Linked DNA regions of Homo sapiens: all the other regions are linked to region 1. The links are chromatin loops, found by intact Hi-C in ENCODE. Cell type or tissue: B cell. All regions are shown on one strand.

What was found. Peaks named below come from ENCODE experiments on the same cell type or tissue, not always from the same donor. Only the 100,000 strongest peaks of a DNase experiment are listed, where the experiment ranks them.
Region 2: a loop joins it to region 1, with 13 times the contacts of the local background. A loop is called at or near these places in 28 of 110 quality-filtered maps.
Region 3: it touches region 1 in a loop (6-fold over the local background); 95 of 110 quality-filtered maps call a loop at or near these places.
Region 4: it touches region 1 in a loop (9-fold over the local background); 20 of 110 quality-filtered maps call a loop at or near these places.

What each region holds. Positions count from the first base shown.
Region 1 is chr1:37,679,050-37,687,049 of GRCh38, reverse strand. It overlaps AIRIM (AFG2 interacting ribosome maturation factor), which reads left to right. Exons shown (of 5, transcript NM_001350770.2): 3 at 598-777; 4 at 3,613-3,731; 5 at 3,890-5,480. The coding sequence ends at 3,927. Among named protein-coding and RNA genes, the nearest start is that of AIRIM, 7.5 kb to the left of the region's middle. In B cell, CTCF peaks have their summits at 4,268 and 4,470 (motif pointing right); a DNase peak (open chromatin) is centred at 4,519; H3K27ac peaks cover 756 bases.
Region 2 is chr1:37,482,809-37,490,808 of GRCh38, reverse strand. It overlaps ZC3H12A (zinc finger CCCH-type containing 12A), which reads right to left. Exons shown (of 6, transcript NM_025079.3): 6 at 6,432-8,000. The coding sequence ends at 7,198. It overlaps MEAF6 (MYST/Esa1 associated factor 6), which reads left to right. Exons shown (of 7, transcript NM_001270875.3): 7 at 1-816. Among named protein-coding and RNA genes, the nearest start is that of MIR6732, 6.6 kb to the right of the region's middle. RefSeq lists an enhancer at 6,342-6,471. In B cell, CTCF peaks have their summits at 3,053 (motif pointing left) and 3,255 (motif pointing right); DNase peaks (open chromatin) are centred at 3,268 and 4,749; H3K27ac peaks cover 2,067 bases.
Region 3 is chr1:37,451,031-37,459,030 of GRCh38, reverse strand. It overlaps LITATS1 (lncRNA induced by TGF-beta and antagonizes TGF-beta signaling 1), which reads left to right. Exons shown (of 3, transcript NR_038842.1): 2 at 2,572-2,664; 3 at 3,119-4,152. Among named protein-coding and RNA genes, the nearest start is that of LITATS1, 19 kb to the left of the region's middle. RefSeq lists enhancers at 3,192-3,713, 3,714-4,235, 3,084-4,283, 6,281-7,071, 6,474-7,673. In B cell, CTCF peaks have their summits at 3,789 and 4,013 (motif pointing left); a DNase peak (open chromatin) is centred at 4,000; H3K27me3 peaks cover 192 bases.
Region 4 is chr1:37,511,038-37,519,037 of GRCh38, reverse strand. MEAF6 (MYST/Esa1 associated factor 6) reads left to right here and starts at 4,272. Exons shown (of 7, transcript NM_001270875.3): 1 at 4,272-4,381; 2 at 5,500-5,615. The coding sequence starts at 4,292. RefSeq lists an enhancer at 77-576 and a silencer at 4,088-4,687. In B cell, CTCF peaks have their summits at 4,026 and 4,225 (motif pointing left); DNase peaks (open chromatin) are centred at 4,117 and 4,967; H3K4me3 peaks cover 2,407 bases; H3K27ac peaks cover 1,934 bases.

The DNA of each region.
Region 1 (8,000 bases):
GAGTCTCGCTCTGTCACCCAGGTTGAAGTGCAGTGACGCGAACTTGGCTCACTGCAACCTCTGCCTCTGGGTTCAAGTGATTCTCGTGCCTCCCGAGTAGCTGGGTCTACAGGTGTGCACCACCACACCTGGCTAATTTTTGTATATTTAGTAGAGACGGGGTTTTGGGACATTGGCTGGTCTCAAACTCCTGACCTCAGGTGATCCACCCCGCTCAGCCTCCCAAAGCTGGGATTACAGGCAACAGCCTCTGCACCCAGCCCCTTTCTTGATTCTTGAGCCACCCGTACCTCCAAGACACTGTCACTAATCTCCTTAGACCAGTGGTCTCAATTGGAGATGGTTTTTCTATGAGGGGACATTTGGCATCATCTAGAGGCATTATTGGTTGTTATGGCTTATGGAGGGTATAGGTATAGTTTACACCTGTCATTTAGTGGGTAGGGGCCAGGCATGCTCCTACACGTCCTACAATGTACAGGGCAGCCCTTCACAACAGAGAATCATGTAGTCCAAAATATCAGTAGTGCCAAAATTGAGAAACCTTCCTTTATACATGTCTCATGATATTGCCTAATGTCAGACTCTTTCTTGCAGAGCCATCCTCCTCAAGGTGCGAGACATGGTCAGCAGCCATGTGGAGCGAGTGTTTCAGATCTATGAGCAACACGCAGACACAGTTGGCATTGATGCTGTCCTGCAGCCTTCAGCAGTGAGCCCCTCTGTGGCTGACATGTTGGAATGGTTGCAGGATATTGAGAGACATTATCGAAAGTCGTATCCTTTGCACACATTTCAGGTCACAGCCAGAGCTGTTCTAAGTCTTTCAAATTTCAGTTTTCACAAGATTGGAAAACTAAGTAGTTTGAGTCAGTTCTCTTTGGTTCCTGAACTTGGATTCTTCCTGCATTCCTTTGTATAATCCTTCCTCTAATAATTTATCGAGTAGCTACTACCTGTCAGGCACTGTTCTTGGTGCAAAGAGACAGGCATTGAAAAAGGCAAGTAGAATGCTGAATGGCGATAAGTGTTATGGAGAAAAATAAAGCAGGGAAAGTGAGGAGTGAGGGTGGAGTTGTGATTTAAAATAGGGTGGTCAGAGCAGGCTTCATGAGAAAGTGATATTTGAGCAGAGATCTGAAGAGGGTAAGGGAAAGAGCTATGTGGCTATTTGGGGAGAGAAAGTTACTAGGCAGAGGAAACATCAAATGCAAAGGCCTTGTGGTAAGAACATTCCTGGTCTATTCAGGAAATAGTAAGGAGGCTAGACTGGAGCATGAGGAGGAGCCTAACAGCAGGTGAGGGTAGAAAGACAGGGGGCTCGACTTTCTAGGGCCTTGAAGGTCTTTGAAAGAATTTGGGGTCTGGGCGTGGTGGCTCACACCTGTAATCCCAGCCCTTTGGGAAGCTGAGGTGGGAGGACTGCTTGAGCCCGAGAGTTTGAGACCAGCCTGGGCAACATGGTGAAACGCCGTCTCTACAAAAAATACAAAAATTAGCCAGGCATGGTGGTATGTGCCTGAAGTCTGTAATCCCAGCTACTCGGGAGGGTGAAGCTGGAGGATTGCTTGAACTGGGGGAGGTCAAGGCTGCAGTGAGCTGAGATCGTGCCACTGCACTCCAGCCTGGGTGATAAAGTGAAACTCTGTCTCCAAAAAAAAAAAAAAGAATTTTGGGCCAGGCATGATGGTGTGCAGCTATAGTCCCAGCTACTCAGGAGGCTGAGGTGGGAGGGTTGCTTGAGCGTGGGAGGTCAAGGCTGCAGTGAGCCTTGATTGCCAGCCTGGGTGTGATCACCAGCCTAGGTGACAGAGCAAGACCCTGTCTCAAACCACCCCCCGCCCACCCCCCCCCCCCAAAAAAAAGCATTCGAGTGACAGAAAAACCTCTTAGAAACTTGATTAAGGAGTAACAGGATAAGACCTATGTTTTTAACAGTATCATTCTGGCTTCGTTCTAGGGTAAGATTTGGGGTAGTGGGGGCAAGGGTAAAAGCAGAAAGACCAGTTAGTTGAAGCTCTAACATTTTTCTCTCAAAAAAATTTTTTTTTTGCCTAGGAGATGGGGTCTTGCTGTGTTGACCAGGCTGGTCTTGAACTCCTGGCCTTGATGATCCTACCTCCTTGGCTTCCCAAAGTGCTAAGAGTACCGGTGTGAGCCACCATGCCTGGTCTTCTCTCAATTCTTGTCTGACACCTGATTTTAGCCTCTAGCTTAGGTTTCTGCCTTCATGTGAATAATTCCCAAACCCCAACTTTTCTTGTCTCTGGTCTTGACTTTTGGTTTCCTGCAGATGCCTCCAACTGGATTGTTCTTAGAACTGCAAACTCAAGTTTAAAATTGAACTCCTCAATCTAGCCCTCAAATTCAGCCCCCTTTTCCTTGAGTCGTAGAACCCACCCTGTTTTCTCTTTTATTTATTTATTTTTTGAGACAGAGTTTTGCTCTTGTTGCCCAGACTGGGGTGCAATGGCACGATCTTGGCTCACTGCAACCTCCACCTCCCGAGTTCAAGCAATTCTCCTGCCTCAGCCTCCCAAGTAGCTGAGATTACAGACACCTGCCACCACGCCTGGCTAATTTTTGTACTTTTAGTAGAGAGGCGGTTTCACCATGTTGGCTAGGCTGATCTGAAACTCCTGACCTCAGGCCTCCCAAAGTGCTGAGATTACAGGCTCGAGCCACCGCGCCCGGCTTATTTTCCCTTTTAAATGCATTGGTAGCAGTAGTAGTAACAGCAACAGGAGCATGGGCAGAAGGAGCAAGAGCTGCGGCTGACATTACTAAGCACTTGCTATGTGCTAGAATGTTTACACAGTCACTTGTCAAGTCCTTTCCTTCTGTTTCCCTGGTGCTTCTTTGATTTTCCCTCTCTGTCCCCATCCCCTCTGTTGCTTACATGGCTTCTTAGCTCTCACTTGGACTCTTAATTGCCTCTTGACAGTTTTCTCTGTCTAGTTTCTTTCCTTCTAAGCTGACTCCAATGAATGACCTCTATATCTGCAGGAAGTCTGGTTCTGATCCTGATAGTTAGGATCAGAATTGTTCTGTACTGTATAGGAATAGCTCCTGTTGCTAATGGGATAAAGTTCAGAGCCCTGCGTTGGTACTTGGTGTTCTTTCTGTTCTGGCTCAGCCCACCTTTCAGCCTTTCTGACTGCTCTCCATGTGGCGTCCATGCTGAGCAGACTGGAAGATTTGCTTTCCCTGAATTCATTCTATGCATCTCCACCTCTGTGCCTTTGTTCATGTTTCCTACCAGCTGGGGTGTCCCTGCTTCCTCTGAATTGGATGTATTTATCCTCTGAACCTCCGCTAGCTTTACCTCTCATGTCCCTTTTGTTCTTTCTTTTCAGGATCTGATTTTGTCCTCACCATGCTGAGATCCCAGATTTCAGGGATGGTTTCATTCCTCTTTCCCTGTAGCACAAAGCCATGTTAGTAAACAGTTGCTCAGGAAATATTTGTAGCATAGGTGAATCAGGCCCACCTGGTAAAATGTAAGGATATCTGCACTTTCACTTTTATGGCTCCCTCTGGTTCTCACCAGGGTGTTTTTTTTCACTTCAGCATACTGCATTTTCTTTTGAGCAGTCCTTAACTTCCAGAAAGGTACCTGAAGAGAAAGTATCTTCTTTCGTCTATCCAGTGGGGAGACTTGGCAAACATACAAGCTTTGCCCAAGGCCTGGGACCGAATTTCAAAAGACGAACACCAAGATCTTGTACAAGGTACTGGTTTGTGTTCTTCCTTTGTGTCTCCTCTCCTCCTTTCTCTCCCTGTGGCTCGCCTCTTTGGAAGCATTAGGAAGGTGCCCTTGCTGTGCCTCTGTGTGTTTTATGTTCTCGGGAGAGGTGATAATGCCATTTTTTCTGTCTTCCTATTTCAGATATCCTATTGAATGTTTCCTTCTTCCTGGAAGAGTAAGGAAGCTATGCGTATCTGGAGACCACGGGTACCACAGTTGAAGACTGACATTCTGAACCCTGATGTTTCTAAAGAAACGTCAGTATTTCAGTCTGACATATTTGAAACATCAGTGCCTTGAACCTTAGGACTGGGTCTTGGGGAGGATTAGCGCCTAGATGTCTGATTTTGGAGCTGCAGCATGCCAGGCCGTGGCTGAGAGTATGTGAGCCATGCCTTGCCCTTTTCTGAGGCTCAGGGAAGTGGATGGAGCTAGAGAGACAACAGGAAAGACGGTGCTGAAGAACATAGTGTCTTTCCTCTATTGTGGACCTAAAGAGGTGGGGAAGCAAGGACAAGAGGCAAAGAGCCACACTGCCCTTGGCATCATCCAAAGCATTGTCTGGTTGACACCAGGTCCTGGTTTTGTGTCTTTTGTCAATACCTGAATCCTTGACAAAAGAAAAAGTGGTTTTGATGATTTAAAGAAATAAGGGTGATTTTGACAGAAAATATATTTTAAAAATTTTGACCAATTGCAATAGTTATCCTCAAGCCAATTTCCAGAACCTGCCACCAGGGGGAGGTGGTGCAGCATGAATCATTCTGAATGCTTTGTCTTTGAAGTGTTCCCCTATTGCTGTTACCATCTCAGAGGAAGTAACTGGGCATGGTGAGACTCCTAAAATGACAGGAGTTTTTTTGGCCAAAGCTGGCATCTGACTTGCCACATTCCTCTGAGTCTGGAGTAGCCGCAGGGGTGGGAGAATGCCAGCCCAGAGTCAGTCCATCGGGGTTACATTTCCAAGGTCTGCTGCCTTCATCTATGTAATGGCCGTGTTACTTTCAGATCTTTCAGCTTCCCAGAGTGTTGTGGGAATCTTGGTCATTGAATGTAAAGGGACTTAGTAAAGGGTATAGATATTTTTCAAAAATGAAAATAACTTTTTTTCTTATAAGTGATAAGCTTTTATAAAGATCATAGGAAAACTAGAAAAAATGTAAAATGTAGAAAATTGTAAAACAAACTTCATTAGAGATATTTTGATAGATACCTTTTCAGTGTCTATTTACAAATTTTTTCTTTTAATATAGATAGGGTCTCACTATATTGCCCAGCTCACTCCTGAGCTCAAGGGATCCTCCCACCATAGCCTCCCAAAATATTGGAAATACAGGCATGAGCCACTGCTCCTGACCAATTCACAAATTTTTTTAAAGAACAAACGTGCTATCATCGATACATACTGTTAGGTTGTCTTTTTTTAAAAAACCTAATGTAATTTGTTCATCTTTTTATATCTGTAAATATAGCTCAACACAGTTATATTCTTTTTGTGAATGTATTATATCTACAATTTACCTTTTTTCTTAGATTTTACATGCATTTTCCCAAATCTTTGTGTTTGCCTATCTGTAAAGGTAATACATTCTGATTACAAAAAATGAAAATGTTACATAGAAATGTACCGTTATCCATCTACCAGATAACTATTATTAATAATGTGTATTTATTTTTCCAGGAATTAAAAAACATCTATCATATAAGTATTGCAAATAAAACTTAAAAAGCATTTAAGTGTCAAGTCTTATGTTGGGCTCTGGGGACAGAAATAAAAGAGAGCCCTAGAAAGGCTCACAGTTCCACCAGGGAAAGATTAATGTGCAAATAAGTCACTGATATCTTGTTAAAATTTGGATTCTGATTCTGTAGGTCTGGGATGGGGCCCAGATTCTGCATTTCAAACGAAGTCTCAGCTAATGGTCCAAGGACCAGACTTTGGATTGCAGAGACTTAAGTTGTAATACAATAATAAAAGTGTTATAGTTAAGGTAAAAACAGGTGCTGTGGGAGAATAGAGATGATAACTAATTGCCTGTGGAACTCCTTCTTGATGACAGTGACATTTGAGGTAGGCCTTGAAGGGAATTTTACCTGGGGCTAGGAGAGGGGTGCGGGGCATTCCATGCACAGGGGATAATCTAAACAAAGGCCATGTTTGAGGCAGGATGGAAGCCAACACTTGACGAAAGCTAGCTGTGTGCCAGGCATTGTGCTTGTTGCCTTTACCCTCCACAACTGGCAAATAATAGTTCAGTATCACAAATAACAAGTTCACAGATGGATAGAAGGATGGCAGGAAGTGGGTCAGTAAGGGTGGACTGGAACCAAATTGTGAAGAGGATTATGAGTCCCAGCTCAAGCGTTTGTATTTTGCTCTACAAGTGGGAGATGCTCGCTTATGTGTATGCATGTGTAATAAAGAGGTTTTTAAACCTCCCTCATAGAAGCAAGTAATGGCTAAGTAGAAACAAGCACGTTTATGGTGCTCAGTAATAACTATATAGTATTTAAGTATTGTTTTTATTTTGTTCCCTCTTAGCTTTGTGTCTGTTAAAATGCCATATTTTTCATTGTTCTTTTTAAATTTAAAATAAAATTTATTTTTTTGAGACAGAGTCTCACTCCCACCCAGGCTGGAGTGCAGAGGCACAATCTCAGCTCACTGCAACCTCTGCCTCCCAAGTTCAAGCGATTCTCCTGCCTCAGCCTCCAGAGTAGCTGGGATTACAGGTGCTTACCACCATGCCTGCCTAATTTTTGTATTTTTAATAGAGACAAGGTCTCGCCATGTTGGCCAAGCTGGTCTCCAAATCCTGACCTCAAGTGATCTGCCTGCCTCGGCCTCCCAAAGTGCTGGGATTACAGGCATGAGCCACCACACCAAGCCTGATTTATTTTTTAAGTGATATATCAATATTGTAAAATAGGTATGCAAGAGCATATTTAGGCTGGGCACAATGGCTCTTGCCTGTACGAGCACTTTGGGAGGCCAAGGTGGGAGGATGGCTTGAGGTCAGGAGTTTAGACTAGCCAGACAACCCTGTCTTTATGAAAAAAAGAGCCAGGTGTGGTGGTGTGTGCCTGTAGTCCTAGCTATCTGCGAGGCTGAGGTGGGAGTTTCCCAATTCCCTTCCCTGAAGGCAACCAATATTGAATGTTTCTAGTGTATCTTTCCAAAAATACTATGCCTGTGTGAGTGTGGTGGGTAGGTATCCTCAAAGACAGCCCCCAGTGCTCCCACCTCTGGTATTCTTGCCCTTGTGTACTCCCCTCTCCTTCCAGATGGGCTGGACTGACAGATATACTTCTTTTTTTTTTTTTTTTTGAGACAGAGTCTCGCTCTGTCACCAGGCTGGAGTGCAGTGGCGTGATCTTGGCTCACTGCAATCTCCACCTCCCGGCTTCAAGCGATTCTCCTGCCTCAGCCTCCCGAGTAGCTGGGACTACAGACATGTGCCACCACGCTCAGCTAATTTTTGTATTTTTTAGTTAGAGACAGGGTTTCACCATGTTGGCCAAGATGGTCTCGATCTCTTGACCTTGTGATCTGCCCCCCTTGGTCTCCCAAAGTGCTGGGATTACAGGCGTGAGCCACCGCGCCCGGCCACAGATATACTTCTGATGAATAAAATACTACCCAAGTGGTAGGATGTCACTTCTGAAATAGGTAAAAAAGACTGCAGCTTCCATCTTGGGTGCTCTCTCTCTCTCTCTCTCTGGGATCACCCACCCTGGGGAAAGGCAGCTGCGATGCTGTGAGGCAGCCATGTGGAGAGGCTCATGTGAGAGACCAATGCCTGCCAACAACCATGTGACTGAACTTGGAAACAGATCCTCCCTCCCACAGTTGAACCTTCTGATGGGTCCACAGCCCCTGCTGACAGCTTGACTACAGCCTCTTGAAGACCCGACCCAAAGGCAGCCAGCTAAGCAGTGCCCGGATTCCTGATCCATGTAAACTGGGATAATAAATGTTTTAAATCACTAAGTTTGGGGGCCATTTGTTCCACAGCGATAGATAATCACTACAACAAAAAAACCTCCCTTCATTTTTATATAAATGCTAACATACCATATACCCACTTTTGCACCTTGTTCTTTCTTACCGTATCTTGGAGTTCATTCTATATAAAGAGCTTCCTTACATTGTTTTAAACAGTTGCATAGATTTCTGTTGTGTGGGTAAACCATAATTTACTTAAAATAGCTCCTTAGGGTGGACATTTGTTTCCAAAGTCTTAATACCTAT
Region 2 (8,000 bases), 200 kb after region 1:
GTAATCCACCTGCCTCAGCCTCCCAAAGTGCTAGGATTACAGGCGTGAGCCACTGCACCCGGCCTAATGAGGCATTATTGCTTAAAAATTCACATCAAGCTGGGCATGGTGATATGCACCTTTAGTCCCAGCTGCTTGGGAGGCTTAGAGGCAGCAGGATCGCTTGAAGCCAGAAGTTCAAGGCTACAGTATGCTATGATCATTTCTGTGAATGGCCACTGCACTTCAGCCTGAGTAACGTAGCAAGACGCTGTCTCCAACAGAAAATTGACATCTGAAGCCTTGACTACAGGGGGACTATACTGGTTTATGTGAAGTGTGGGGAGAGAGCAGGATTGTGCTTCTTTGTACACATTTGCTTCTCCCAGGATAGTGTCATAGTGCCTAGGAAGGTGATGTGTGTGTCAGATACAATGATAGTGAAAAGAAGGGATTGGAATTTTCATACCTGTGTCAGTCTAAATGAGCATTACCTTGTCTGAATTGTCTAAGTGGTAAGCTTCGTGATTTGAAACAGTTTTCACTTTGAAAAACTGCTTCCGTGGATTAAAAGTTGTCACCACTAAAGTGGGCTGTGGTGGAGTCGATGCTGATCCTCACTTAGGGCAGTGGCCTCCAAGGGGAAGAGGGCACACAGGATGGCTGGGTGGGGGTGGGAAGAAAAGATTAGGCCTTTGATTTATATTCATTTTGAGGCTCAGCCTTATTTAGTTTCTCACTTTGGATGTATTTTATATATATACATCAAATATACATCAATATTAGTTCATTAGTACATGTAGGTCATTAATTTATAAATAAAAGGTTGAACCACAATAAACTGCTGATAATTGTTTTTGATCTGTAAAAGTGGCAGTTATCATAGTTTAACAGCATATACATGTTGGAGGTGTATATGCTTCAAGTTTTTACTGTTTGTGTACAGAAAATAAACTTTGGAGACCCCTAGCCCCCTCCTCAGCTCCCAACCCCCACCCTGATAACTTATTTCTGTATCCTGGGTGTGGGGATGGGAGGACTTTAAAATATTTAATTAATTTGAATACATGTGTCTTAGTCTGTTTGAGCTGCTATAACAAAAATATTAACTAAATGGCTTATAAACAACAAACATTTCTTATAGTTCTGGAGATTAGGAAGTCCAAGATCAAGCCACCAGCAACATCCAGTATCTGGTGAAGGTGTGCTTTCTGGTTCACAGATGGTGCCTTCTAGCTGTGTCCTCACATGGTGGAAGAACAAGCTCCCTTAGGCCTCTTTTTAAAAAATTTTTTGAGACGTGATCTCACTTTGTTGCCCAGGCTAGGGTGCAGTGGTGCAATCACAGGTCACTGCAGCCTCAACTTCCCAGGCTCAAGTGACCCTCTCACCTCAGCCTCCCAATTAGCTGGGACTACAGGTATGTGCCCTCACACCTGGCTAGTTTTTTTTTTAATGTTTTGTAGGCAGGGTCTTGGTATGTTGCCAAGTCTGGTTTTGAACTCGGCTGAAGTGACCCTCCTTGCCTTGGCCTCCCAAAGTGCTGGGATTCTGGATGTGAGCCATCATGCCAGGCCTCAGGGCTCTTTTATTTATTTTTATTTTTTTAGAGACAGGGTCTCACTTTGTTGCCCAGTCTGGTCTCAAACTCCTGGGCTCAAGCCATCCTTCTGCCTCAGCCTCCCAAAGTGCTGGGATTACAGGCGTGAGCCACCACACCTGACTCCTCAGGCCTCTTTTATAAGGACACTAATCCCATTTATGAGCATTCTGTCCTCATAATTTAAGCACCCCAAGGCCACTTCTCTTAATTCCATCACTTTGGGGGTTAGTATTTCAACCTATGAATTTTGGGGATACATAAACATTCAGACTGTAGCAACATGCAAATAGCATGTGCTCAAATGGCACTGAAGTATATTCAGGGTAAAGGAAGTGCTCCTGTCCCTCAGCTATCAGTTTCCTTTCCCAGAGGCAACCCCAGAGTTCCATTATGTCCTTCCTGAGGACCTTTGTACGTGTATGAGCAGTAGGCACACATGCATGTGTCTGTTCACAGAAATGGTAGCATACTGTGTATACTGTTCTCTCCTTGCTTTTTTCATCTAGCAGTCTAGCACAGAAAACATTCCATGTGTACAACTGCCTCGTTATTTTTATTGGCTACTTTATATTCTGTTGCGTGTGTATACCAAAGTTTACTTAATCAGTCCTCTGTTGATTGCATTAATATTGTTTCCCATCTTTTGCTGTTTCAGACACTGTCAGATTAAATAGCCCTAGATGCATAATTTTGCAAGTAAGAGTACTTGTAGGGTAAATTCTCAGCAGTGAGGCCAGGCATGCTGGCTCATGCCTGTAATCCCAGCACTTTGGGAGGCCAAGGCAGGAGGATGGTGGGAGGCCATGATGGGAGGATCGCTTGAGCCCAGGAGTTCAAGACTAGCCTGGGCAACAAAGTAAGACCCTGTTTCTACAAAAAATAAATTAGCCAGGTGTTGTGGTGTGGGAGGATCACTTAAGCCCTGGAAGTCGAGGCAGCAGTTAGCTGTGGTCATGCCACTGCACTCCAGTCTGGGTGACAGAGTGACTTTGTCTCTAAAAAAAGATTCCTTGAAAAAAACAACAAACATAAAAAAATAGCTGGGTGTGTTGGCTCATGACTATAAAATCCCAGCACCTTGGGAGGCTGTGGTGGTTGGATTTGCTTTGAACCCAGGAGTTCAAGACCAGCCTGAGTAACTTGGTGAAACCCCATCTCTACAAAAATACCAAAAAATTACCCAGGCATAGTGGCACATGCCTGTAGTGCCAGCTACTCGGGAGGCTGAGGTGGGGGAATCACCTGAGCCCGGGAAGTTGAGGCTGCAGTGAGCTGTGATTGTGCCACTGCACTCCAGCCCGGAAGACGGAGTAAGGCCCTGTCTCGAAAAAAAAAGAATGTTTATATTTTTTTCTCCTTTCCTTTTTATTCCTTCAGTTCCTGAGAGTTTTTCTTGGGATATTTGTTACCTGGAACAGTTGAAAGTTTCTAGAGCTTTAGACTTTGTAGAAGGCATGACAGTGACCTCTGGTGTTTCTTTCCAGGGCGGAGCTGCAAATGCCATTAAGAATTCCCTGTTTTTGGCTTAGCACTTTACTTCCCATGTTATTCTCCTTAAATTATTGTTTTCAGATCCTGCTGGAAGATCTTTGTGTCTAGGCCCTTCATTTCCAGGCCAGAGCTGGTGGGCAGGCCCCTGCTCCATGGGTAGCAGTACCAGGAAGCACCGGCAGGTGGCAGGCACGGCCCCACAAGCAGCCCACGAGCAGCCAGAATTAGAGCCTTTGCACCATTCCCAGTGACTTGACCTCCCAGCAATGTGCCCAACTTAGTGTGGGGTGGGGCGCCTGATCCTTTCCTCCCACCTCGTTTTGCTGACATCTCTTAAATGGATGAGCAGTTGAAGATCACGAGCAGCTGCCTTGAGAGGAGCTTAACAAGGCCACACCTCAGGATGACAGCCTAGGGCCTCTTCCCCTTCAGGAACTAGCTGGAAGGATTTACATGCCATGGCCTGGGATGGCTTGGGTTTCCTTAGTTGTAGGGCCCTACTTCCTGCCTCTTTCAGGCAAATCTCCCACACCCTTCCCATGAACTGGGAGGTCCCCAGAACAGGCCCTTGCCACCCTCTACTCCACCCACTCTGCTATGGTCCAAGAAAAAAAAAAAGCCAGAAGTTTGAGAAGCCCTGGGACAAAAGTGCTAGGGTCCTTGGGCTGCCTTCTTTTGGGGAAGCGTCCTCTAGGGACCAGCTGGGCCCAGGGCTGAGGCTGATTGCACCACTTCCTTCCCTGCAGCTCCTAGAGATATGTGCCCCCCAAGTCCCACTTTCTCTGCTGCTCACTCACTCTTGTCTTGGTAGAGGCCTGCCCAGCACCTCCCTCAGGGCTAGGGTCTTTCCCTTCTGTGTACAGAAGACAAATGCTGGCTTTTCCAGGAGGCATGGGGAAGGGAGGGCTGAGAGCTTTGCTGGGGGAAGATGAGGGAAGTGGCAGCTGCGGTGAGGAGTACTGGCCCCTTCCCAGACACCACCTGTCCCCCCCTGCAGGAGACTACAACGAGGGGGGTGTGAGCAGCACTGGCGGGGATGGGGGGATTGGAGAGCTGCTCCCCCGGACCTCTAAAGTTCTGCTCCTAGCTTAGGTCCCAGGTCTTTGGGGACTCCTGAGTTTCCCCCACTCTAGAGAAGTGGGATGGGGACTGGGCTGAGACATCCAGAGCAGGGATCTTTCATCCCATTGTGGGCTCGTTTGCTCTCTGCTAGGGAGGCTGGAGGTTTTCTGAGGACAGATTGGCCATAGTCACCCTGGCTTCACTCCAAGAGGGGTTAACCCATGTGTGCGAGACAGAACTCGCAATAAAACTCAGGGTTCGGCCCCTGCTGGTGAGAGCCCAAGGGCAAGGTTGGGGGGCCTGTGGGGGGGTGGGGGAGGGCAGGTGGGAGGCTGTCCTCTGTGAGCTCCCCAGGATCATTTCCCAATAGTGCCAGAATTTGCATACTTACTGGTTTCCTCATCAGCTTCTGGCTCCTGGAACCAGGAAAACAAGAGGAGGAAAGAGCAACTGGGGCAGCTCCCCAGAATTTGATCTTTTCCAGCATGCAGGAGTCACATTCCATCCCTGTCCCCCTCTCAGAGGGAAGCTGCCTCTGAAGAGGCAGGAAGCTGAGGCTCTGAGAGGGAAGTGGGTTGCCCAGGGCTGCATCGCTAGTGATGGGGGCTTGAATCCAGGACCCCTCCCTCTCCTCCTTTCACAGGAACTGAGTTATTCTCTCAAATCTAGAAAGAGGCAAGGACCATTGTGTCCCTTTTACAGGTGGGGAGACTGAGGCCCTGTGAGCAAATACCACCTACCTAAGCTGCTTGAATGGGCAGTGGAGCAGGAGGTGATGGGGAGAACTTTGGAGTTAAAGCCCAATTCGTGGGAAAGAAACACAGCTGGGGCACTGGGCCTGGTAGCCTCGGAGTCACTCTGCCTGGCAGACTGAGAAAGAGGCCTGAAGGGGCATCTAAGCCTGCCTGGAAAGCACAGGATGCAAGCTCAGGCCAGCGGGGCATGGAACTGACCAGTCCTCCCTAGATCCCAGCCCCTCAGGCACCTGCCACATGAGCTCTGCCACCCTTGCCGGGGCTTATCAGTGAACCAGCAGGGCCAGACTTGGCCTCCAGACACGGCACAGCCAGTCAGGACCTGCTGCCCACTGCCCATCCCTCCCCACACACAGCAGAAGCAGCAAATGGCTTAGAGTTCAGCTCTGGTCAAGAAGCAAGTAAGCAAGTATGAACTCCCAAGGCTGTGGCCAGCTGGCAGCTGGGATGGGAAGAGGGGTGAGAACATTCCCTATTTTTTCCAGGCAGCCTCAAGGCTCCACTGTGGTGTGCAGAGACAGCGGGGGCTTGGCAGGTGGGGTTGCTGGGCATCTGCTGCTGACCAGGTGGGTAGGGTGGTCCTTTCAGCTGCCATGCTGGAGGGATTCCTTTTTTTTTTTTTTGAGACAGGGTCTCACTTTGTCACCCAGGCTGGAGCACAATGGTGCAATCATGGCTCACTGCAGTCTCCACCTCCTGAGGTTCAGGTGATCCTCCTACCGTAGCCCAAGTAGCTGGGACTACAGGTACAGGTGTATGCCACCACACCCAGCCAATTTTGTATTTTTTGTAGAGATAGGCTTTCCCTATGTTGGCCAGGCTGGTCTCGAACTCCTGAGCTCAAGCAATCTGCCCACCTTGGCCTTCCAAGTGTTGGGATTACAGGCGTGAGCCAGCATGCCTGGCCTGGAAGGATTCCTATGTGGATGTTGAAACCTAGGAGAGTTGTGAGGTGTGGGGCTGAGGGTACCTTCACCTCCCCCATCCCTGCAGGGCCCTGAGTTGCTGCAAACTAGTGTCCAGGCCCACCCCTCCTGCCCCCCTGGTTTGGGGACCAGAACCAGGACTCAAGGCCCTGCCCCAGTCTGTCCTTCCTCTGCGGGACCTTGGGCAAGTCATTCAGCATTGCCAAGTGGCTGATAATGAACTGGACAGTCTGGTATTTTAGCTTCCTGTCCCACAAAAACAAACAGAAGCCCAAGTATATTGTAAGTAAGATTTCTTTTTGCAGATAAAACTGGACTCCAAATCCTTTTACACTTTTGCTGCCTAACTGCCCCCTCCAGCCCCCTGCCCGCTCGTGCGTCCATGGGCACCTCCTAACAAGGCCCAGACCAAGGCCTCGGGAAAGATGCCCCATCCCCAAGGAGCTATGCATTCCTGGTGAATGTTTGTTAGAAATCTTCCTTCCAGAGAAGGGTCAGGGAGCTGGTGTGGAGGGGCTTCCTCCTGGGGTGAAGGAGGTCGGGGTGCATACCTGCTGGCCTTTCCTCACCCAGAGGCCAGCCCAAAGCCCTGAGCATAACAAAGACAATCACCTCTTGAAAGGGCTCACAATGATTGTACTTTATTGATGTGTTACAGGAGGTAAGGACTTTCTGCTTAAAATATTTAAAATTTACATGTGCACACAAACAAACACAGGTTCCCCCACCCATGGGGAAGGGCGAGATGACTCTGAATAAAGGATGGAGGAGAAGAAGAGGGTGTAGACGGAGGGCCCTTGACCCCTACAGGGGCAGCAGGATAAGGAATAGAGTGGGGCAGAAGGTGGGTTATTAAGAAGCATCTTGCTTACTGACATGAAGCCACGTGCCCAGCGAGAGCACAGATGAGGCCTCATTGGCGTAGAGGAGGCCCTTGGAGGGCAGGCACACGGTGCCCAACTAGCCAGCCAAGGCCAACGTCCCAGGGGTAGGGCGGAAGTGGGGTGGCGTGCACAGGGCACCCAGCCCAGGCCTCTGCTGCCCCCACCTCCCTCCCCACCCTCTGAGAGAAAAGACGGTTTGGGCCTCAGCCACGGACCGACGCCGTTACCGGCAGCGTCTCCTTAAACTACAGAGATACAATGTGTATCAACAGGGTGATCGCTTCTGACCCACTGAGGCAGACAGCTAGAGGTGCTGCATGGGCCAGAACCAATCCTACAGTATCTTTGGTTTGTGGGTTTCCTTCCCGACTTGAATCCTCCCTCTGTCCAGCCTCTGGGGTGGGCCTCAGGGCTGGGAATGGGCTGCTCAATGGCCCAAAGCCCAGCCTGACGGCCCTTGGAGGCTGGGGGTGCTGCCCTTGCCAGCCACAGGCAGCTTACTCACTGGGGTGCTGGGACTTGTAGGAGAGGATCTCGGCAGCCAGCTGCTGGGGGTCCAGGAGCTGTGGGAAGCGCCCCATCACAGCCTCCACCAGGTGCGGGGGAAACACACCACACAGCTTAGTATACACGCTGGCCTGCTCCTTGGCCAGGCTGCCTGCCCTGCCCCACGGGCTCCTGCCAGCCCCTGGGCTCTGCACTGGGGGCTCCTGAAGGACTGATGTGGGTGGGGGCAGTGGGTATGGTTCAGACCAGTACTCTCGAGGTGGAAAGGCAGGGGGCGCGGGTGGGTAGTCGGCAGGGACACTGAAGTGGCCAGCACCCATGGCCCGGCCAAAGGCAGAGAAGGCTGCGGTGGCTGGGAGCTCAGATCCATAGGGACTGTAGCCCGTGTAAGGGGCTCGGGGTGGGCCCGGCTCACCAGGGCCTCCTCCTCGAACCCCCCAAAGTTCCGACATCTGGCTCTCCAGGGAGCCAATGCCCGAGTCCAGGCAATCCTGGGAGACGTACGGGAGTGAGTCCAGCGTCTGTGGGAGCCAGTCTGTGGGCCCAAAGCTGCTGCCACTGCCCCCGCTAGGTGCGAGGCTCCTGCCTGATGGGGCATAGGTCTGTGTTAGACCCTCTTGGCGGGACCCTGGGGATGCCTGGGCCCCCAGCTTCTTCCCATCCAGGCTGCACTGCTCACTCTCTGTTAGCAGAGAGCTGGACTGGGATGAAGGTGAAGGCCGCCGGCCATTTTTGTCCTTGCTTGGGGCTCTGGGGGGTGAGAGGAGAGCATTGGCACGGAGCTCATCTGCCA
Region 3 (8,000 bases), 230 kb after region 1:
AAACGTTGGGCTTCATCTAAGGCAAGCTTGTCCAACAAGCTTGGCCCAGGACAGCTTTGAATGCAGCCCAACACAAATTTGTAAATTTTCTTAAAACATTATGAGACTTGTGTGTGTGTGTGCATGTGTGCGTGTGTTTAGCTCATCAGCTATCATTAGTGTTAATGTATTTTATGTGTGGCCCAAGACAATCCAGTTCTCCCAGTGTGGCCCAGGGAAGCCAAAAGATTGGACACCCCTGATCTAAGGGGTTGAGTCCTAACCACGCTACCTCCCAGTGCTGCCACCTTGAGTAACTTGCTTCACCTGTGTCACATTTCCCTTCAGTTTTAAAATGGGGGTAATAACGGGAAGCTTTTGTAAGGCCTCAAGCTTCTGTAGTTTGGAGGGCTCTCTTACAAATTCCAAAAGGGAAACACTTCCCCTGCAGGGTCTGGGAAGGGCCCCTGCAAGTGAGAGGACCTGAAGGTTTAAATGTCCTCAGCATCACTGAAAACCCACCTTTGATCATGGTATCTACTTAATAGGGCCCTGGGGAGTACGGAATGTGTCTTAAGTATCTGGCATCTAGTATGAGTGTGGTGAGTCCATTCCCAGACTACAAACTCAGGTGTGCAGGGAACATCACTCCCCCCAACCACATGCTTCTGTTTTTTTTTTTTTTTTTTTTTTGAGACAGAGTCTTTCTCTGTCACCCAGGCTGGAGCGTAGTGGCGCAGTCTCGGCTCACTGCAATCTCCACTTCCCAGGTTTATGTGATTCTCCTGCCACAGCCTCCCAAGTAGCTGGGATTACAGGCACCTGCCACCATACCCAGCTGATTTTTGTATTTTTAGTAGAGACGGGGTTTCACCGTGTTGGCCAGGCTGGTCTCAAACTCCTGACCTCAGGTGATCCGCCCGCCTCGGCCTCCCAAAGTGCTGGGATTACAAGCATGAGCCACTGTGCCCGACCCCATGCTTCCTTTTAATTAGGAACATCACTTCCTTTACATGCCACAACCTACCTGAAGTTTTGACGCCAAGCCCCCACTTTCACTGAGCTGGCAAACACGCTCCTTTGAGTCACTCTTGAAGTTTTAAGTGCACCTTGCTCTGAAGCAGAGTCAAGACCTGGGAGTGAGGGGAAAGATTTGTTGTCCCTTGGTTGTCTGTTCATCCCGATCATGGCTGAGGCATCTAATGTCCCTTTCTGAAGGTGGCCTCATATCTTCAGCCCTCCACTGCTTCTGAGCCGTGCATGGGACTTGGGGATCTACGAGGGGCCCAAGGAGTGCCATGTAGCACTCCTGCTTGTGAGGACAGCTCTGTTGGTGGGTCTGCCGGCTCTATTCTAGGTCACATCAGAGATCTTCCCGAGAATAACCCATGCTGGCTAAAGCATCGGATTGGGTGCAGTCAGAATTGAGGTCAAATCCTGCAAAACCTGTTTTCCTCATCTGCAGAATGGAGAAGATGCTAACAATACCTCCCTCATCGAATTGGTGTGAAGAATTCAATGTCTTGGTGTTTGTAAAGGGCTTAGGATAGTGTCTGACATGTAGTCCATGGGATGTCTTGATGCAGGTCATCATCTCACCCTTGTTCATTATTGGATGGAGAAACCAGGGTCCCAGAGACACTGGCCGGCTGGGGCAAGATCACCACTCATTCCTATCAACAGCTGGGTTAAAGGTGCAGAAGACATGCTTATTCGATTTGCAGGTGACCCAAAACTAGATGCAGTGGCTGGTATTTTAAATGACCAAACAAGAGCCCAAAATCCCCTAAAGCGGATGAGATGATGGACTAACCCCTCTACGGATGGATGTAAAATTAAAATTTTTTGCATGAAAGAGATTTTGGCTGAAGGTTCATTGCACATTGAGATGGTTGCCCCAAATGATTGTGGTCTCAGGCTGAGTCTGTAGAGGTACAGGTTGACGATGAGGGAGGTGATAGCTGGAGGGTTGTGCTCAACTCTGGTTGTCGTACATTTGAGGAGACAGGGAGAGACCAGAGTCCAGTTTGTGGAGGGTAAAGGTTAGTGAGGAACTGGGGATACTGATCTTGCAGAAGAGAAGACTCAAAAGGGCAGAGGCAGGAACAGTGGTATAACCCTGCCTGGCTCCAAGGGCAGAACTGGCACCCATGGAGATAACAGGGGCCTGAGAACCAGCTCTGTGGCTATCAGAACTTTCCCACAGTGAATCAGAGTGCCTTCAGAGGTGGTGAGCTCCCCATCACCAATGGTATGCAAGCAGAGTGAGGAAAGGATTCCTGTTTCCAGCTCTCAGATGGTTTTATCAACAGCAAAAAAACTAGACCCTACTGATAAAAATTTCTGTTGGCTATATATACACATATAGTTAACAAATATGTAATCCATATTTCCCCTATTTTAAGGTTTATTTTATTTTATTTTTGAGACAGGGTCTCACTCTGTCACGCAGGCTAAAGTGTAGTGCAGGATCTTGGCTCACAGCAGCCTCTACCTCCCGGTTTAAGCCATTCTCCCACCTCAGCCTCCTGAGTAGCTGGGACTACAGGCTCCTGCCACTACACACCTGGCTAATTTTTGTATTTTTTGTAGAGACGAAGTTTCGCCATGTTGCCCAGGCTGATCTCAAGCTCTTGGGCTCAAGCAATCCACCTGCCTTGGCCTCCCGAAGTGCTGGGATTACAGGTATGAGTCACCACGCCCAGCATACTTTAAGAAAATGAATATTATAGAAATTGGGACTAATTTACAATCAATGCGTAGGTTTACTGTATCCTTCCTTCCTGAAAAGTTGTTATTTGAATCAAAATGAAGTATATGATTGAGCAGGTTTTTCTGACACTCTGTTTTTCATCTTTCAATCTGTTTTTCACTTTTGTCATTAGAATGTATGTCTTGAATTTAAAAACAAAGTATCTAAATAAATAACAAATATTTTAAAAATCCAGCCTTCTTAGTGAAGCCACACTCAATCTATTGAATACATCTTCTGCTGACATTCCACCTTGTCGCCGCCATCTTGGCCTCTGAAATAGAATGGAGACCGGCTATTAAACCAGTTTTTAGCAAATTCGGAGCAGCAGGTTCTTGGCTGGGGGAAAAAAATTCCACTTATCAAGAGATGTTTATTCCTTCAAAGGGTGAGAACCTACTTCTTCATAAAGAGAATTTGGAGGGAGCTTTTTGTTCTGCGGGGACAACATCTGGATTTGAATACATCCATGCTCAAAAGGAGATTTCTCATAATGGACCCAACTGAAAGCACTCAGAGTACAAGGACCGGTGAGCTTTCAAAAGGAGACACTTCGGGAGACTCGCCAGGGGCCCTCGTATCCCCGGCAGCGCGAGTTTTGGAGGTCAGTGGAGGGCTCTCGCATCATGCATGTAACTTTCATACTCAAAAACTTACCTTCATCCTGCATCCCTCACCCCCCTGCAGAAACTTGGGGCTTGAATTCATTTAAAAACATTTGCGGTTTCAGAAGCCTTCTTTTTATTATGAAGCTGCCAAGGAGATCTTAGAATGAAAGGCATTTTTAGAGATGAGAAAGAAGGAAGCCAGGCCAAGGCTGGGCCGGCTCTCAGCCGTGGGTCTGTAAAGGTGACACGTGGGACATGGCCACCTGCAGACCCTGCAGGCGGCTGGGCAGAGGCACCCACAGGGACCTGGGTTTGAATCCCTGCTCTGCCAGTCATTTCCACAGCGATCTTGGGGGAAGTTGTGTAACCTCTGGGCCCTGCGACGCCCTTTCCTGGAGCCTGGAGCTGGAACGAAGCCCCTTGGAGCCCTGACATCAGAGGTGACGTTAGTCTTCGCAGGCAATGACTCGGCGGAATGTGATGCCACTCCCTAACCCGTGTCCGGACTGGCAGAGTGTGTGCCGCCTCCCACCAGGTGGTCTGGCTGCTTTGATGGATCTCCTAACTTCTCTGCACCCCAGAGCCCTCAGTGCTGGCCAGACCTTCACTCACTCCTGGGTGACAACCCCGTTCTCAGATAGTGGGTCCCACAGGCTGGCCTGTGGCGCCCCCTGCTGGTGACTGCAGGGAGAAGGATGCCCTAAGCCAAAGGAAGTCCTTCCTGGGGTCTAATCTCTACCTTTTGCATGATGAGGCAGCTGAGGTGGCTCGCTTTCTCCTCCACCCCAGAAAATAAAGTCATATGGAGTCCAAGCAGTTATTTTTCTCTGCTAGGCCAGTCCATCATAAGCCCCAAATGGAGGGGCCCCTGGAATGAGCCCTATGCAGGCCTTCTATGGACAAGGGCCCTTCAGGGAGTAGGGCTGTGGTGAGGATGGGGTGCATGTGTGTGGGCTCTCACCTGGGTGTGGGAAGATCAGAGGGACCCCACAGGTCAGTGTTTGCAGATGAAAAAATGAAGGTAGGAGCTGGGCACGGTGGCTCACGTCTGTAATCCCAGCACTTTGGGAGGCCAAGGCAGGTGGATCACGAGGTCAGGAGATCGAGACCATCCTGGCTAACATGGTGAAACCCCGTCTCTACTAAAAATACAAAAAGTTAGCCAGGTATGGTGGCGGGCTCCTGTAGTCCCAGCTACTAGGGAGGCTGAGGCAGGAGAATGGCGTGAATCTGGGAGGCGGAGCTTGCAGTGAGCCGAGATCGCGCCACCGCACTTCAGCCTGGGCTACTGAGCAAGACTCCATCTCAAAAAAAAAAAAAAAAAAAAAAAGAAGGTAGGAAGCTTCAGCCTGAAGGTAAAGTTTTGGGGCAGCTCCAACCCACTGCCCTCCTGGGACCGGTTTTATCAGCGTTTCCCTGTAATTGGTGAAAGGCCTTCAGTTAGCCATTTCTCTGAAGATTAGAGAAAGCAAGAGAGATGTGAGTTAAACACAAGGCGGGACTTCTCAATGATGGGGGATGTCAGACCTCAGAAAGGGGAGCAAAGGAACCTTCCCACTGAGGGCAGCCTCCAGTGAGGTGGGGTCCAGGCCAGGCGGGTGAGATGGCCCTCAACACTGTCCATCTGGAGGGGCCTGGGACTAGGTTGTAGTCTATGGGGGTCTCAGGATGGAAAGGCCTCTTGAGAGGCTCCTGGTGGCTGGGACTTTTGTGGATGGGATGGTGAGGACGGGCAGGGGGAGAGACTGAGGCCCAGAGGCATTGCCACCCCCATCCTCCCCCGCCTGGTAAACTCATCTTCCTGACTCATTGGCTTGCCTCCTCTGCGGACACTGCCTGGTCCCTGTGCAAGGTCACGTTGCTTGCCCTCCACGAGCTCCCGTCCTGCTGCTGAGCTCATGTTCTGTGATGGCAGCCTCTGTGTCCATCCTCCCTGCTGGACTGTGGGCTCCACACCGGCTGAGACCTGACTGTCTTGCTCCAGCCTGGCTCTAACTCCAGCACCTGGCACATCTAATCTTGCCTGGCATGTCCTGGTGCTCAGTGGCTTCAACTGAGAAGAGGCCCAGGGTCTTCCTTGGTCCAGCTAAGCCTGGCTTTAGAAAGGATTGGGGCAGACGTAGGGGAGGCAGAGCCCCAAGTCTTGATGGATGGGTGACCTGGGCACTCTGACTTTCTGCACAGGGCTACCCCTTTCCCCCATTGAGACACCCTCCTAACTCAGCTGTAGGCTCTGACACCCCACTTCTGGCTGGCTCTGGCTTCCCACACTGGAACCATCCCCTGCATGGCTGCCTTGCTTTGTCTGCCTGGGCTCTGACACCCATATCAGGCTGACCCCATAGGGGTGACAGCCCCTCACTGATTTGTACTCTGACACCCCTGGGCCAGCCTGCCTTCCCCAGTGGTCCCCCTCCTCACTCTGCTAGGAATCCTGCTGTGTTCATCCATGGTTCCCCCATTCCCTTGCTCTGCTGCACATAATAGTTTTAGGACTGAATTGTTGAGGAAGGAAAGGAGAGAGGAGGAACAGAACTCTGTTTTTGAAAAATTATTTTAACTGTGGACATTTTTGTGCGAGAAAAATTTTGGACAGAATACTAAATGGAGCTGCTCTGGTTGAAGAAAGAGTGAAAGAGAGGGAGAAAGAGAAGAGAATGGGAAAGGACAGACAGCAGAGAGGAGAGGGAGAGGGGAGAGAGAGGACAGGGGAGGGAAGAGGAGAGGGGAGGGGAGGGGAGAGATGAGGGGAGGGGAGGGGAGAGGAGAGGAGGAAGCCCTTCAATGCCCCTGGAGTCCTGCCCACTTGGTCCCACTCCCTCAGAACTCTCATCTGTCATTAAGCTCTTGGGGTTCCTAGGTGTGCAGTTTGGGGACCACCGGACAAGAATTCTGCCTCAAATAAAATGAGTGCCACTTAGCCGCTAAGATGTCTTCTCTGAGCTTTTCTGAGAAGCAGCCCTGGAGGCAGCGGGCTCACCACCTACCCTGAGTAGCTTCTGAGCCTGGCAGCAGTCACCTGGAGCTTGAGGGTAGCAGCTGCCTCTGCCTGGAGGAGGCATCTCTGAGCAGGGCCAGGGGGCCCTGGACAGGCATTGGAGGTGTCCTTCCGGGCCTGGTGGAAGTGGGCTAGGGGCTGTGAGTGAGAAGACTTCTATAGGCCGAGGCACTGGGTAGACACCTCACCCCCAGCCATCTGTGGACCCTTTGTGACCCTTTATGCTCCATCTCTGTCTCCCCCACAATCACCGGAGAAACAGGATCTGGGAATTCTGCCTTGGTGGCCGAAGCAGAAGTCACTGCCCTCCTAATGCCACTCATCGGACCACACAACACTTTCACCGCCAGTCCTTGTGTGATTTGATCTTTGCAAATCAGAGATAGTACTGTTAATAATTTCCCTGCAGGAAAGAGGAAGTTAAGGATATGAGGAATTGCCGTCAGGATCAGAGGTAAGGCCCGGAATCCCAACAGACTCCCATTCCCAGCACCTTCCGGGCACCCGCCTTCGAGGCCTTTCCCCTCCCTGCCGCTTTATAATGCTAATTGAGGGAATGAGTTTCCTTGGCCTGAGAGTGGGCTAGGGCTGGGGCTGGGACCCAGGGCTTAGGCAATCCCAAGGGTCTGGAAAGGAAAACAGGTCAGGAGTAGAACCCTTTCCCAACACCATGGGCCAGCTCCCAGGCCCCATCTTGGGCGTGGGGGATTTGGAGTAGGATGACCATATAATTAGTCATCCAGATTAGGATACGTTTGGGAATGAAAGGGAGTGTCATTAAAAGTTACCCTAGGGCGGCCGGGCGCGGAGGCTCACGCCTGTAATCCCAGCACTTTGGGAGGCTGAGGCAGGTGGATCCAGAGGTCAGCAGTTCGAGACCAGCCTGGCCAACATAGTGAAACCCCATCTCTACTAAAAATACAAAAATTAGGCTGGTGGCTCACGCCTGTAATCCCTGCACTTTGGGAGGCCGAGGCGGGTGGATCACCTGAGGTCAGGAGTTTGAGACCAGCCTGGCCAACATGATGAAACCCCATCTCTACCAAAAAATTAGCCTGATGTGGTGGCGGGTGCCTGTAATCCCAGCTACTCGGGAGGCTGAGGCAGGAGAATCGCTTAAACCCAGGAGGCAGAGGTTGCAGTGAGCCAAGATGGTGCCACTGCACTCCAGCCTGGGTGACAAGAAAAAAAGCTGGCATCGTGGTGTGCACCTGTAGTCCCAGCTACTCAGGAGGCTGAGGCAGGAGAATCGCTTGAATCCGGGAGGCAGAGGTTGTGGTGAGCCAAGATCGTGCCACTGCACTCCAGCCTGGGCAACAGAGCGAGATTCCATCTCAAAAAAAAAAAAAAAAAAAGTTACCCTAGGGCAATAGCTGAGAACCCCCACGAGGTCATTCTGTGATGGAACCCCTGCCCTGCCCTCCCCCTCCGCAGCTTCAGACCCCCACACCCTCTCCTGCTGCTGTGTCTCCAACTGATGCTGAAAGTAAAAGCCGCCACTCACTGGCCGGTTACCTGCCCAGCACTCCACAGAGCTTGTTTTTTGTGACCTTCATGACAGCTGTGAGTCTCATTTTATTGATAGAGACACTGAGGCCCAGAAGAAACTGGCCCAAGAACACACAGGTGGTGAGTGGTAGAGCTGGGATTTGAACCCAGGGAG
Region 4 (8,000 bases), 170 kb after region 1:
CGCCTTCTGGCAGGCTGCTTTTATTCTCTTATCTGGCCCCACCCACATCCTGCTGATTGGTAGAGCCCAGTGGCCTGTTTTGTCAGGGCGCTGATTGGTGCGTTTACAATCCCTGAGCTAGATAGAAAGGTTCTCCACGTCCCCATCAGATTAGTTAGATACAGAGTTTGGACACACAGGTTCTCCAAGGCCCCACCAGAGCAGCTAGATACAGAGTGTCGATTGGTGCACTCACAAACCTTGAGCTCAACACAGGGTGCTGATTGGTGTATTTACAATCCCTGAGCTAGATATAAAGACTCTCCACGTCCCCACCAGACTCAGGAGCCCAGCTGGCTTCACCTAGTGGATCCCGCACCGGGGCTGCAGGTGGAGCTGCCTGCCAGTCCTGCGCCATGCGCTCGCATTCCTCAGCCCTTGGGTGGTCGATGGGACTGGGCACCGTGGAGTAGGGGGTGGTGCTCGTCAGGGAGGCTCGGGCCGCACAGGAGCCTATGGAGTGGGTGGGAAGCTCAGGCATGGCGGGCTGCAGGTCCCGAGCCCTGCCCCGTGGGAAGGCAGCTAAGGCCCGGCGAGAAATCGAGCGCGGCGCCGGTGGGCCAGCACTGCTGGGGGACTCAGTACACCCTCTGCAGCCACTGGCCCGGGTGCTAAGTCCCCCATTGCCCGGGGCCAGCAGGGCTGGCTGGCTGCGCCGAGTGCGGGGCCCACCAAGCCCACGCCCACCCGGAACTCCAGCTGGCCCGCAAGCGCCGCACGCAGCCCGGGTTCCCGCTCGTGCCTCTTCCTCCACACCTCCCTGCAAGCTGAGGGAGTGGGCTCCGGCCTTGGCCAGCCCAGAAAGGGGCTCCCACAGTGCAGTGGGGGGCTGAAGGGCTCCTCAAATGCCACCAAAGTGGGAGCCCAGGCGGGGGAGGTGCCGAGAGCAAGCGAGGGCTCTGAGGACTGCCAGCACGCTGTCACCTCTCAGAAGCGGCTTTGGAACTGGGTAACAGAGAGAGTTTGGAAGAGTTTGAAGGGCTCAGAAGACAGGAACACAAAGAAAAGTTGGGAACTTTGAATGGTGGGTACTGGTTGCAGTGAGCTGAGATTGTGCCATTGTACTCCGTGACAAGAGAGAAATTCTGTCTCAAAAAAAAAAAAAAAGAAAAATAAATATTGTAAAGAAATGAATAGGCAGTTTGGCAATTCTTTTTTAATATAGTTAAGCACAAAGCTGGATTTAGTGTGGAGCCAAATTTCACATCCATGCTTGTATTGCTTCACACTATGTTTACTGTTTTGCATGGATAGTGCTGGCACTGGAGTACTTATTGGTCATGTGCCTAGAGTGAATTTCTTGATTTTGCAGGATGTATGGTGATATTGGTGGACTTAAGGATATTGAATTGTGTATTAGGAATAAAATATTATGTGGAGTTTTGGGGGCTCTGGGTAACACTGTAGCCTCCAGGGTAGATTGAGTAGGAAAAATTTAGAGTTGGTTTCCTGTTTATTTGTTTTTGTTTCTAATTTTCATTCGTTTGCTGTTTATTCTCCTCTGGGCCTTGCTTGTGTATGCATATATATATCGCTTCTTGGCCTTTTGGCTAAGATCAAGTGTGTATTCATATATATAAAACCATGATTTTTTTTTTTTTTAGTTTCTATTGGAAGGCTTTTATGTGGTTCTGTGAATAGTTATTTTGTTTCCCATGCGTTTCTAGCAGGTCATCATTTGTTCCATTTATCTGGAATTCCCAGGCTACCTTTGTCGGGCCTCCGGGAATTGATGGAGCACACCAACTTTTTTTTTTTTAAGATGGAGTTTCACTCTTGTTGCCCAGGCTGGAGTGCAATGGCGCAATCTCGGCTCACTGCAACCTCCACTTCCCGGGTTCAAGCTATTTTCATGCCTCAGCCTCCTGAGTACAGGGATTACAGGTGCCTGTCACCACGCCCGGCTAATTTTTTATATTGTTAGTAGAGACGGGGTTTCACCATGTTAGTCAGGCTGGTCTCCAACTCCTGACCTCAGGTGATCCACCTGTCTTGGCCTCCCAAAATGCTGGGATTATAGGCGTGAGCCACCTCGCCCAGCCAGCTTTTTGTTTTGTTTTGTTTTGTTTTTGAGACAGAGTCTCACTCTCTCACCCAGGCTGGAGTGCAGTGGCGATCTCGGCTCACTGTATCCTCTGCCTCCCCGGTTCAAGCGATTCTCCTGCCTCAGCCTCCTGAGTAGACGGGATTATAGGCGCACACCACCACACCTGGCTAATTTTTTGTATTTTTAGTAGAGATGGGGTTTCACCATGTTGGTCAGGCTGGTCTTGAACTCCTGACCTCGTGATCCGCCCGCCTCGGCCTCCCAAAGTGGTGGGATTTAGCCACCGCACCCAGTGGCTTAAAAGTTTTTTTACTTGTTTGTTTTTTGGTTTACACTAGGAATATAGAGGTACTTCCTCACCTTGAAAAACAGCATCTACAAAACTCCCACAACTAATGTCATACTTAATGGTGAGAGACTGAATGCATTCGCCACCCCCCCTTTTTTTTTTTGAGACGGAGTCTCGCTCTTGCCCAGGCTGGAGTGCAGTGGCGGGATCTTGGCTCACTGCAAGCTCCGCCTCCCGGGTTCACGCCATTCTCCTGCCTCAGCCTTCCGAGTAGCTGCGACTACAGGCGCCCACCACCACGCCCGGCTAATTTTTTTTGTATTTTTTAATAAAGACGAGGTTTCACTGTGTTAGCCAGGATGGTCTTGATCTCCCGACCTTGTGATTCACCCGCCTCGGCCTCCCAAAGTGCTGGGATTACAGGCGTGAGCCACCGCGCCCGGCCTGCATTCCCCTTAAAACAGGGAACAAGGCAAGGATGTCTAATGTTATCACTTTTATTTAACAGACTACTGGAAATCTGCACAATAAGGAAGAAAAAGAAAAAGCACTCAGCTTAGAAAAAAAAAAACTCCCTATTTATTTGCAGATGAAATTATTATCTATGTAAAAATTCCAAGGAATCTATACAACCCCCCCTAAAATTAGTAAGGGAGTTCAGCAAGATGGCAGGTTACAAGATCCGCACACGAAACCAGTTATTCAGAATGCAGCACAGAGGGACAAAAAGATGGAAAATATAGACGGTAGGTTAAAAAGCTTCTTATGTTCGAGTTCCAGAAGGAGAGAGAAATGAGACAGGCATCTGAAGAAAAATGACTGCGATTTCCCAAAACTGGTGGAAGATACCAACCCACATATTATAGAAATCCAAAGACTTCCAAGCAAGAAACAAAACAAAAGGAAGAAAAAATATCCCACTTAGACTTATGATAGCGAAACTGCAGAACAGTGAAAGATGGAGAGCTGAGGACGGAGAAATCCACAGGGGCCAAGTGAAAACAACGTTTACACCTTGGACTTAACGATAAAAGCGAACTCGTACTTGCACAGTCATTGGCGCCTGCCAAACCCCTTACACATATTAGGTGATTTACTCCTCACAGCAAATGTATTAGGTAGATTCTATTACTGCTTGTATTTTACAGATGAGGGAGTTGAGATTTGGTTATTTGCCCAAAGGAGCACACTTTATCGATGTAGCGATAGGATTTTGAACAAGGTAGTTCTCGCTCCAGTTTTGTGCCCTTAACCACTACACATACTTGTTTCTCCAAAGGGCACTGGGAAAATGGGAAGCCACTGAAAGACTTTAAACCGGGGAGTGATAACATTTGTTTCTGGAAGATCCTGGCACCACTGTGGATAGTGGATTAAGTGGGGCTAAAGGTGGAAATAAGCCGCTGGAATAATGTAGCCCCAAACAGGGAGGGCCTGAATGAACTAGTGAGGTGGCAGAAGGCGCAGGCACAAGCAAATGGATTCGCGAGCTCTTCCGGAGTCGAGTCCATAGAGCTTGACCTGGGATCGCGTTTTACTCCAGGTGCAGAGTGAGGAAAACCGCGTTTCTGACGCAGGCAATTCGGTGGATAGTGAAAGTCATTCACTGAAGTGGACTGAAGCGGGGCGCACAGGAGACTCGGAGGCCTGAGGACGAGCTAGGCTTTGGACGCGGTGGATTTGTGGCGTCTGTAAAGCCGGCGGCCAGCCGAGGGGCAGGAAACGGCAGAAAGCAGAAGCCGCATCTCTAGAGCTCTCCGAGAAGGACCTTCGAGAGCCCCGGCCTTAGCGAAGCTCGGCACGGCGCTGCACGCGTCTCCGGAAGCCGCGCGCGCAGGCGCAGAGCGGGGGGGCGCCCCCTGGCGGCGCAGGGACCGCCCCCAACCTCGCGCCGCCGCCGCCCGCCTCAGCCCAACATGGCGATGCACAACAAGGCGGCGCCGCCGCAGATCCCGGACACCCGGCGGGAGCTGGCGGAGCTCGTGAAGCGGAAGCAGGAGCTGGCGGTGAGGGGCTAGGACAGGGGTTGCACGGCATGGGGCTCCGCGCCCGCCCCGCCTCCAGGCCCCAAGCCCGGCCGCGCTAGGCCGTTTGTTACTCCGGGGGCGCGGCGCGGCGGGCCGGGTGCTCGGCGGCCTGAGGCCGGGTGCGCATTCTGCGGCCCGCCGGCGGTTCAGCTTCCCGGCTGTGCGAATCCGGAGCCGGGAGAGAGCCGGGAGCGCGGGAGGGGGAGGGGAAGCGGCAGCCGCAGGAGGGGGCGTGGAGGGAGGACGGTGCCGGGGCCCGGGGAGAGGGCGCTAGGAAGGGCGAGCGTCAGTGAGCCGCGGGGGTGGGCGAGGCGGGCTAGTCCGTGATCTTTGCGGGGAGGGGGTGGGGAAGGAGGCTAGTGTGGGAGGGGGACCCAGTCACCCCGTCTGGACTTTGGAGGCTGGTGGGGAGCGTGTTCTTTTTGGTACTGGGAGTAGATCCGTTGAATGGAGGTTTTTGATAGACAGGGTTGTGATGTGTTTGGGAACATCTAGAAGGTGACAGGCGAGGGAGAAGAACACATTCCGGAGAATTCAGAATTGTGACAGGCACCCAAGGCCCAATGCACTCTGGTGGCTAAGCTCTTCCTGCCCCCGCGTCTCGGCTTGGGCACCCGGGAGGCCCCTCTCACCTGAAGCTGCCCTTCTAGGTTTCCATAGCAACTGGCAGCCCGGTGTCGGCGGCCTCTCTTGAGCCTGCGGGGAGGGGAGCGAGTTGACGCTGAAAGGCTGCTCACCTTTCCCTCTCCTGGTAGCGATACCTTTTGTGCGTGGGAGTGGACATCGCCCAAGTTCTGCGTTAGCCTGGGCTCTTGACTCATGGTTTCCGTGAATCCTCTAAAGTATATGCAAAATTTCGCGTGTGTGTGTATTTTTCTGGAGACATGCTTTATACATTCAGGGGTCCATCACCCCCAAAGGTCTAGACTGTCTTAGTCCTAAACGGCTCCTCCTCCCCGTATCTTCCATCTCTCCACAGGGTGGTTTAGTGTGGGCAAGCTTGCGTTTACGAGTCTAATATCAGGATTTCATTTTGGCCAGACTTAAGTGTTTGCATTTAAAAGGTATCATTCATGTCCTTGTTTTTCATCTCTCAGGAAACATTGGCAAATTTGGAGCGACAGATCTATGCTTTTGAGGGAAGCTACCTGGAAGACACTCAGATGTATGGCAATATTATTCGTGGCTGGGATCGGTATCTGACCAACCAAAAGTGAGTGTCGAAAGCCTGTAGTGTTCCTATTGTGCCCTAGTAACGTTTGTTTTTAGGACTGTATGCTCTTAGTGGCAACTTTGCTGGAGGCAGTAGTAAAGTAGTGGTGTGATCTGGACTTGAACTCTTGGACTCTGGCTCAGGCACTGCCTCACCGAATAATCTTAGACAAGGCTCACATCTGTAAAATAGCGAAAGTTGGGCCTATGGCACAGGGTTGTGTGAGGCTTAAATACAGTATCTTTATACAATAGCATTCTATTAAATTTTTTACACATTTTAATCAGTCATGAGTTCTACCCTCACAGTATTTTTCTTTTCTTTTTTTCTTTTTCCTCCTGAGTAGCTGGGATTACAGGTGCGTGCCACCATGCCTGGCTAATTTTTTTATTTTTAGTAGAGACGAGGTTTCTCCATGTTGGCCTGGCTGGTCTCGAACTCCTGACCTCAGGTGATCTGCTGCCTTGGCCTCCCAAAGTGTTGGGATTACAGGTGTGAGCCACCACGCCTGGCCACTTTTCTTTTTTCTAAGAGACAGGGTCTCACGCTGTTGTCCAGGCTGGAGTGCAGTAGCACGAACTTAGCTCACTGCAGCCTCAGACTCCTGGGCTGAAGTGATCCTCCCACCTCAGCCTCCCAATTAGCTGGGACTACAGGCACACCATACTGTACCTGACTAATTAAAAACTTTTTTTTGTAGAAGTGGGATCTCACTTTGTTGCTCAGGCAGGCCTGGAACTCCTGGTTTCAAGCAGTCCTCCTGCCTCAGCTTCTCAAAGTGTTGGAATTAAAGGGGTGAGCCACCACGCCCAACTGACCCTCACAATTTTTGCCATACCTGTGTGCCAGCTGTACCACTGCTTACTTAGTAATATTATTTTTAAAAAATTTCTAAACTTTTAGAAAATCTTCAAATTATAGGAAAATGGGAAGAATAGTATATGAACACTTGATACCCTCCTACCTATATTCACAAATTGTTAATGTGTTGTGACATTTGCTTTCTCTTACTTTCTATAATATATATTAATATAAGCACACATCTATATTTACATTTCACATTTTTAAATTGTGAAATAATTATAGATTCATAGGGAGTTGGCAGAATGGTCTCTTGTACCCTTCATCTGGTTTTCCCCAATGGTTGTGTTTTATGTAGCTATAATACAGTATCAAAGCCAGAAAATTGACATTGGTACAATGTATATATATAGTTCTGTGTCACTTTATCTTGTGTGTAGATTCATGTAACCACAATGAAGTTACTGAACTATTCCATTACCACAAAGATCTTCCTCATGCCACTCCTTTGTAGTTATATCTCCCAGTCCCCCTACCTTTTTTTCCCACTTAACGGTTTGAAAGTTAGATGCAGGTAAATGACACTTTGCACCTAAATGTGTCAGTAATTACCTCCTGAGTATAGGGCCATTTCTTCTACCTAACCAGTTATTATACCTAGAAAATCAATACTGCATTAATAGTATCTAATACATAGTCTTTATTAAAATTTCCTCAATTGTCCCCAAAAATTCTTTGCTAATTTGTTTTGATCCAGGATTCAGTAAGCATTCATGCATGCATTTGGCTATTATGTCTTAAGATTGAGGAGAGTCACCCTTTTGGTGGTGGTTGTGGTGGTATTCATGACATTGCCTTGTAGAATGTTGCAGTTTCCTGAGATTTTCTGAGGGCAAAACTCATGACTGATTAAAAGGGTCCTGAAAGATCCTTTAAACATTTTTGCAAAAATCTTACATAGGCAATTGGTGTATCCTTTGTTATCTATCTCTAGTTTATCAGGAGGCACATAATGTCACATTGTCCTATTATTTGTTGCTGCTAAGTTTGATCATATGATTTATCTGCTATAAAAGTTCATTTTTTCCCATTGTGATTAACAAGTAATTTTGGATGTTATGCTTTGAGACATTATGAATATACTGCTCCCTCTAAATTTGTATTCAGTTGTTTAGTATACACCGTTGATTCTTATCTGAATCCGTTAGTACACTGGAAGTTGTAAAATAGTGATTCTCTAATTGTATTATTCCCTTTATATTTATTACTGGCATTCTGAAAAAGAGTCTTCCTTTTTTGACTTCTGTTTCTTTCATTCTCCCACATTTGTCCCAGCTGTGGTCAGAGGGAGCCTCCTCAAGCTGGCTTGTTTGTCGTTTCAACATGACCCTATTACTTTTGGAGTACTCCATTGCTTTCTGGCCTAAGAGATGTCCCATACTTACCTTTTGCATTTTTTGTCCCAGACCTGGTATCAGCCATTCCTCTAAGGAACCCTGGTTCTTTCTTTAAATTTGAGAATTAAGTTTATTTAAGAGACACTTCATATCACTAATCTGTTCTCCACTTTTTAAATAATAAGCA